Linked DNA regions of Homo sapiens: regions 2 and 3 are each linked to region 1. A link is a contact called in ENCODE Hi-C data. All regions are on one chromosome and are shown on one strand. Each heading gives the region's core, a stretch centred on a gene start or an enhancer-like site at or near the end of the contact. The rest is flanking DNA. Distances are from core to core; before and after follow the strand shown. Region 1 overlaps NFIA (nuclear factor I A). Region 2 holds the start of JAK1 (Janus kinase 1). Region 3 overlaps PLPP3 (phospholipid phosphatase 3).

Region 1 (2,700 bases), core at 130-2,629:
TAATTTTTTTACTCAAAAATTCACTTAAATAAAATTACATTATCTACATTTTGATTTTTATAGACAACTTTTATAAGAATACTTGCATTATTTAACATTCCATGTGAAAAGAATGTGGTTATTTCTTAATTTTTTCTGTTAAAAATTCCCTGTATGATTGAAGATCTAAGATATAAAGATTATGTTTGTTATTTATAACAGTTATCATTTTTTGAACACATTCTGTGTTCTAGGTTCTTTGCTAAGCATTTTAAGTGTACTATTTCATTATTCCTAATGACAAACTTATGAAGTAAGTATAATCATTAGTGTCATTTTACAGGTGTGGAAATTGAGGCTTAGGATTTTGGAATTATAATTTCTGTAATACTGCCCCTCCTACTTTATTGTAAATAAATAATATCTTGGAAATATGATTTTTGAAAGATGAATGAACATTTTGCCATATAGATCCCTTTACAAGAGAAAAGACAAGTACATTGCAAATTCACCCCGATTCATATTTAGCCCTGAGTATTTGTTTTTTTCAGATCACAAACAACTAAAAACTATGAAACTTACTATGTTTGATAATTACATATTTTACATTAGATATATAACTTACTTAAGTTCAAAACTAAGTCTGGAGAAGGTGGATAAATAAGTCAAAATTAACTTCATTTTAAGGGAAGTTTTACAAGCAATGGTAATAAGTCGCTGAGGAGAATGGACCCCGGCATGTTGGAATCCGTGGTTGCAAGCTGACACTTTGAGGGAATGTTCTTAGCAAAACACTCACTTCAACGGAAATTAGGTCAGCCTTCTGGAACATTTATCATGTATACCTGTCACCAGCAAGACCCAGTCCTTAAAGTGAATTGAGATCACAAGCAATGGTCCCTCCTGCTCTGAGCTGCAAAGGACACTCTAAACCAATAGTTCTACAAATATGTGAGCTTGGCAGACGCTCCCATGAAACTAAAGCCAACACCCATATAGTTGCTCTGGGAATTGAATTCCTTAATGCTTTGTTTATAGAATTTTGAAACAGCAAATGGATTTGGTCTGTTCTGAAAAAACAATCTGTCCTGTGGCTTGTTTGGAATAACATCTAGAGTTGCTATAGAAGGATGGAGGCAGATGACCCATGTCTGATTTGGAAGACAGTTTCGCCAGTTTCTTCTCCTTGTCCTTTATTGTTCAGCCAGGTTGGTTTTTGCCCGACTCAAGGTATTTGCATAGAGGAAAGGCCACCTTCTACCGAAGCTAATTTGATATAGAAACTAGAGTAGTTAGCAAAATCCAGAGCTAAAAGAGTTAGCAAAATCCAGAGTAATAGAAGGTAAGATAGAGTGTATGGTAAAACCAAAACAACGTAAATGAGTCATAACCCAGTGCCCTTTCAGTAATCATATGGCATCATTCTGGTGGTTTCAGAGCAGTGTCAGCAAGTATGGAGTCCTGTGTAGGAATCTGAGAGTGCATCTGTGTCAGTGTACATGTACTTCAGCCCAGTGAATATAATTCATTGAGGGTTTTATGCATGGAAATTACCACATTCACCAGGTAGCCTGTATCTACTGGACTAAGTTACCTTGCCTTGGAAAGGAAGTAATTACTAATCTTTCTCTTGTGTTTATGTTTGGCAAACTACACCTAAAGACTTCACTAAAAAATTGGTAAAATATATATGAAGCTGGTTGAAAAAAAGATGAAATTATACATATGTTTGTGTAGTAGCAGGAATCTTCCATTACATCTCAAGAATGAAAGGAAAAAACTATTAAGAATAGATGTTTCATTTCTGTGTTCATTCATCACAGATATACTGAGTACCCACCATATGTCATACATTGTACAAATGGTAGAATCAGAAAGATGAGAGAAGTAAGATCCCCACTTTAACTGAGTCCTTATTCAAGCTGTGTGTCTGTGTGTGTCTGTCTGTTTGCGAGTGACAGATCCTTAAACAAAAAATAATGATAACCTATGTGAAATGCCCCAGTAGAGGTTATTTTAAAACTCAAGGAGAGAACTCTATAACTTAAAGATATTTTGTCTACAAAAAGGAGCGAAGGTTTTATTCGAAGAAAGAGGAGCCTGTTTTATATGAAAATCCTGAAGATTTGAAGGGGCTGAAGAAGTAGAATGGATATGGAAGAAATCCACCAATGATTTCTTCCTGGAAGAATTAAACACACACACACACACACACACACACACACACACACACACACACACCAACTTTCATGATCACACTCTATTAAGCCAGGACCAGGAAACAATTTCTAATCAGCACTCTGATCTGGGCAGAGATTGTGCAGTCTTTTATACCAGGCCTCAGATCTGTGTTCTCTATTCACACATGCTCACTTCCAGCTGTTGTCATTGAAATCTCACATAATCTTCCAAGGTCAAAGGGCAGTCACCCATGGCTGCTGCAGTTAAAAGGTTATGCTGATTTCTGTTGTCAAATATTGGCCCTTTTCTCTTCCAACCACTCCCATTCTACTTCTTTTTTTTTTTTAAACAAGAAAAATCCAGCCTAGAATTGCATTACATGACTTTAAAGTCTTAAAAGTGTTCCTCCATTGTGCTAACACGACATGGCCTGAACAGTCTAATTCATTCTGTTACATTTCACAAAGAATTTTCTGGTACTTCTAAAATACTTTGTGCTAGGCCAGCAAACTTCAAAGTATTGTGACCCACATGATTGTG
Region 2 (2,700 bases), core at 16-2,515, 3.6 Mb after region 1:
TCAATGACATGTATAGCGATGTACTCAACCAGGGGCAGAAGGCAGCTCACAGCCACGTAGTAAGAAGAGTGGCAGGAAGGACGGGGTCCCCTTCCCCAGGAACACACAGGAAATCATGGAGTGCAAACCCTCCAAAAAACGTGTGCACAAACACCTGGCAAACATCGCATCTTTTATCTAGAAGTTCCGTGGTAAACACACATCCAAGGAGCCCACATCCCAGGGACCCTGGGGAGTGACTTTGGAGGAGTGTCTATTAGTCCTCCGATGCTCCCGGTCGCCGACGATGCGCGGATGGAGTTGGAGTGAGGGAGCCAGAGACCAGCCCCAGTTTCGGTTAATCAGTCCCTTTCCAGTGGGATTCGCAATTCCCCGGGTAGTTCTCTCCCACTGTTCCCCTTCCCTGGTCCTCTCGCCCAGGGTCTCCTTTCCCACTTCTCGCTGGCTACCTGAGGCCTGGTTCCTAACAGAACCTAAGAGGGGAGGGGGCGTTTCCCGAGTTCGCGGACGCCCAACACCCAGCTCCAAATCCCAGAAACTTTCCCTCGCTGAGACCGCAAGGAAGGAAAAAAGCTAAGACCCTCAGCCTCCTTCCTGGGGCCGAAGAAGAAAACCTTTCTGCGCTGCCACCCCGGCCGGGAGCTGGCGGTCAAGTTCGCGGTACAAGGAGCTAGGGACGTCAGCCCTCCAGCCCGCGCCTGTATCTCGGGGTGGTATAAACAGGATGTCAGACAGCGCGCTCCGGGCTTGTTTATGAAAACTTGCCGTGCGCGCTGGGGGAGGGGGCGGCCTGGCTTAACCGCTCTTCTCCCGGCCGGGGGCCCCCGCCCGGCGACCTCCTCGCCGCCCGCCGGCTCCGCGGGGCTGGAAATCCCCGCCTTCCCCGCCCGAGCCGCGGGGTCCTGAGCTGCGCTCAGGAGCAGCCCGGGCCGCGCAGCCTAAGGACCGACCAAGAGCGGTGGCCGCGCCTCCGGCCAGTCCGGGCTGCGCGCCCCTCGCCTGCCGACCGCGGCCGCCCCGGCTCCTCCACCTCCCCCGGTGACACTCACCACTTCCGTGTGCGCCTGGGCCAGGCAGCGCCCCGTCGCTGCGCTGGCTGGGGTCGACCGGCAGGCTCGCTAGGCGGCCAGCCCCGCGGGGCCCCAGCGTGCGCGCGCCCAGGGCTGAGGAGGGGTCGCGGCGAGGACAGCCGGGACTGGGCGCAGGCCCGCACTGTCTGCAGCTCCAGGATACTCCGCGGCCGCCGCGGCCTGCGCTCAGCGACGCACCGCCTCCCGTCCCGCCCCGCCCCGCCCCGCGGCCGGCCCCACCCCCGTGGCCGCCGGGCCCACCCCCTCGCGACGTCACCAGCGGCAGCCCCGGAAAGCGGGGCGGGGTCGCGGTCCCGGCGGAGACTCTGCGCCTCCGGCCTACCCGCCCCGCCCCCATCCGGCTTCGCTCGCGAAGCTGCCCCCACTCGTCTCTGTTCACCGCGTCCTCTAGATTCTAGAATCTAGAAACTCATCTAGGACGCGAGGTCATCTATCGCGGGGAGTAAAATTGCCAGGATTCGCCCGTAGATTGACCCCTCCCAGCTCTGGAGCCCCCTCCGCCACACCTTTGTGCGCTCGATGCAGAAATGCATCCCGCCTCCTCCGTATACGCTCCGCTTCTTACCCCAGCTCAGTAGGAGAGGAGCTAGTGGAGCACTAGACTAAAAAGAATTTAACAATACAGCCCCCAGCTTGGACAAGCTACTGCAGATCCAACCCATTCCGTATTTTAAAAGCTCTTTACGAAAAAAAAAAAAGCATATGCATAATAGGAATTAGAACTACATTCACTGATACCTAATGCATGTACAGCGCTTTTCATTTTTTACTAATAACCTCTCAAAGTAGTAGCATCATCTTATCCATGAGGAACAAATTAAGTCTTTAGTGTCTTAATCAAGGTCACACTGTAGCCAAGATTCATACTTCGTAGGCAGTCCACGGACAAATCCTAACAATTTTATTTCCTTAGGTATCTCTCCAATCAGTTCACTTGTCTATGTTCCGGCAACACGGTCCGAGCTGCCACCATCTCTCACCTGAAGGGACCACGAACATCTCTTAAATCGTCACTCCATTCACTCCAGCCCCCAATTAATTCTCTACAATGAACTTTTAAAAATTCAAATCTGTTCCACACACTCCCATGCTTAAAACACTCCAGCGACTTCCCCCTGACAATCCCTGGATGAAAATCCTCCGAGGCCGTGCACGGTCAGAATTCTGCAGCTTCAGGGCTGTGGACAGAGGCTGCCCCACCTGTGCTGACTTCACTAACCCTGCTGGACAGTTCCTGATCACTTGAGTTACTGCAACTGAAACTGAGCAAGATATTCTGGGTGTGGAATAAAGTCAAGCATCCGAATTAGACTACTGAATTTGAGGTTTGGCCTCCACCAGTAACCACCTGTGTTGCCCTAAACAATTCTTAGTTGACTCAATTCTCAGTGGAGCAGCAGACAAAAGGATCTCCAAAGTGCCTTCCAGAAGTACAGAAAAGAGGACCAAAGAAGACCGGAGATCAGAGCAGACAGGGAGGCAACCCGGGTTGCCTGCATTGTGGGTGTTTGTGTGCAAGTCTTGTCTCATCTGCCACACTCTGAACAACACCTCAGGGCTGTTTGCATCATTTTCTTCACCTGTTAAATAGGGATAATGCCTTCCTTAA
Region 3 (2,700 bases), core at 130-2,629, 4.8 Mb before region 1:
ATGCGGAGGTGGTGTCTCACCTGGCTTCCTGGACTTTGCTGTCATCACCTCTGCATCTGTAGTTCTGAATGTAGCCTTCAGAGCAGTTGATCTGGCTGAAATCAGGGTTGCAGACACTCAAGAAGTGAGGACGCAGGCGCCCTATGGACACTTTGGCAATGTCTGTGAAAGACTGGCTGATGGCACAGCCAAAGAGGAAGCAGCCCACTTGCTTATAGAGTGCTGCCACGTAGGGGTTCTGAATCGTCGACCGCGACTTCTTCAGGTAATAGATCCGGTAGAATTCCCCCGTGATGATCTAAAAGGAATCCAACAGGGGAATTAGGCAGTATCAAGATTCATCATCAACACTGATGCCGTAACGGATATTCAACAACACAGGAGAATATTCAGTATTTGCAAAGGAGTGTCCTAATTTTCTATTTATGAAATATACAGACACAAATATGCACAGAAGAAAAGATCAAAGCGCTAATATAGTTGGGTGTTTTAAGCCCCTTTGTAACAACAAAAATATACAACCAAATATATTTATATGTATATATGTGTATGTGTGTGTGTGTGTGTGTGTGTGTGTATCTTTTTTTTTAAGGGAGAGACAAGAACTTAACTATAGAAAAGAAATACTAAATGAAGAATCAACGACAAGGTAAAGGGTAGCTATGATGTCACAGGGTCTGAGCAAATCTCGAGATTCTGAGATTTGGGGTAAAGGATCACCAACAATGACCTGACTCTAGTAAGGGCCTCAGCCTTGTGCTGACATTGGCCATGGTGAGAGTTTCTGTAAGAAGAGCTGGACACACCATGGTTAAGTCCTGGGGAATTCAGACTCTGCCACCAATCTGGTATCCTTCAGCAATAATCTACATCCTCCAAGCTTTGGCCTTCTGCTCCATAAAAGGAGGCTGCTCACCTTTGCAGTTGTTGGTTCAAATAGGATAACATGAATGGGAAATGACCTGGATCACAGAAAGTGATGCTTTTACTTTTTAGAAGCAGAGTGTGATGAATAGAATACCAGTCTAACAACTAAGAAACTTGTAGTACGATGCCCTTCAGTGTTTGTGAATTTCCTCCAGTCAGCCTGTGCTGTCTTCTCTGAGCCTGACGATCCTTCTCAAATCTTTCTTGATTTTCATACTGTATCTATGATATGATGCTTAGAGGAGATTTATCACTACTGAAAATAATCCACCAATTACTGATTACCTATTATATACCAGACATTGCTTTTATATTCTTTATGTCACGAAATCCTGATGCTCAAGATAGATATAGTGACATCATTTACATTAAGGATGGGGGACAGCTGATGTTCTGTAAGGTAAATGCCTATGATGTGCACAACCACACACCCTGCTGCCTTTGTCTTAACTCCACAGCCCAGCCATGGCCACTTCCTGCTTGTAACCACAGCCCAGAGACAGTGATGGTCAACTCATCACTCACCACAAAAGTCCCTTCACACTTCCTCCCAGGGCAGGATGATGAGTTACACTTGCCCTTTCAGAGGGAAGAGAGCATGTGCACAGCCACAAGGGAAGCAATAGTCTGGCATATCCGGACACTCCTTTGCAAAGGCTCCCAATATTCTTTTACAGTGGAGGAAAGCATCAAGGCATGAGGTCTGATCAAGGTCCTCAAGGGCTCCAAAGTCTGGGGGAGGACGACCACGTAGGAAGGAAACACCAGCTGGGCCCAGGGACAAACAGGTGCAGCAGTGAGAACAGCTATTATCACTGCCAACATTGACACAGTGACTCTGTGTTCATAAATGCTTTATATATAAGAGCTACATTTTGTTTTCCCAGAACATATTGAGTACAATTCTGTATTAGAGGAACATAGGCAAAGGCCACTCTAGCCAGCATCTTGGCATAGCCGTTTCCTGAGAGAGCAAAACTAGTATGGGACCCTGCATAGATGCTCAAAGACTATCAGTTGAAGGAACAAATGAAGGAAAGGGAGCAGGACGGTAGTCCTCAGAGTTGCCTTATTACAAAATTGGAAGTATCCCCTCAACATTACCAAGAATGCTTTGATAACACGTTGCAGAGATTAAACTCCAGGAAGCATGGCAAGTCATTAATGAAAGGGACCATTATATTTAGAAGAAACTTAGGTCCAAATTAGCTCCCATCTAAAGATTAAACCCAGGTGCACTGACTCCCTGCCCAGCATTCTTTCCTACCATTCATGATCTAATTCCCCTTTTGAACCTGTTTATACATTTACCCTATGTAACCTCACAGGCAAACAAGTTCCAGATGTTTATTACCACAATCATGTTCTCTTAATCTTTTTTATTCTTCCTTATTTATAAGTCATATGAGATTTTTTATGCAGGAGGAAGAGCACTGAACTAGGAGTCAAGTAGCCGAGGTTCAAGTCCCTACTTGTTTAGTGAATTTGGGATAAATTGGTTTCTGCATTTGCAAAACGAGGGTGCTAGACTCTGATTTATGACTTCATAACTGCAATGACATTTATTCTCAACTTTCCTGGGCTACGTCCACCATCCACCACTAGCCTGCCAACCAAGCACAGGTAATAAGCAATGGCAGAGGAAAGTTACTTGCTCAGAGATGACACCAGAAGCAGGGAGCAGAACCAAGGCCCCAGATAAAATCCCTGACCTCAGATTGCTCTCTGGTTCCCTGAACCAGACACTGCTACAGATTAAGGAACTGTTTCTAA

What was found. A loop is a pair of places that touch in the nucleus more often than their neighbours do. Pooled maps may share reads with other maps.
Region 2: a map with no recorded cell type shows a loop between it and region 1 (10-fold over the local background). The contact joins the promoter of JAK1 here to the enhancer-like site in region 1. A Hi-C loop is called at or near these places in 2 of 37 single-sample maps with no recorded cell type and 1 of 50 pooled maps.
Region 3: a map with no recorded cell type shows a loop between it and region 1 (27-fold over the local background). The contact joins two enhancer-like sites. A Hi-C loop is called at or near these places in 2 of 37 single-sample maps with no recorded cell type and 2 of 50 pooled maps.

The regions. Positions count from the first base shown.
Region 1 is chr1:61,317,617-61,320,316 of GRCh38, forward strand. The region is part of intron 3 of NFIA (nuclear factor I A); the gene reads left to right. Among named protein-coding and RNA genes, the nearest start is that of NFIA-AS1, 65 kb to the left of the region's middle. Within about 2 kb of position 1,380, at least 13 of the 41 ENCODE cell types and tissues checked have a DNase peak (open chromatin) inside an H3K27ac peak, as active enhancers do.
Region 2 is chr1:64,965,284-64,967,983 of GRCh38, forward strand. It overlaps JAK1 (Janus kinase 1), which reads right to left and starts at 1,266. Exons shown (of 25, transcript NM_002227.4): 1 at 1,050-1,266. RefSeq lists a silencer at 611-1,490.
Region 3 is chr1:56,524,257-56,526,956 of GRCh38, forward strand. It overlaps PLPP3 (phospholipid phosphatase 3), which reads right to left. Exons shown (of 6, transcript NM_003713.5): 3 at 21-298. Among named protein-coding and RNA genes, the nearest start is that of PLPP3, 54 kb to the right of the region's middle. RefSeq lists an enhancer at 1,475-1,754. Within about 2 kb of position 1,380, at least 7 of the 41 ENCODE cell types and tissues checked have a DNase peak (open chromatin) inside an H3K27ac peak, as active enhancers do.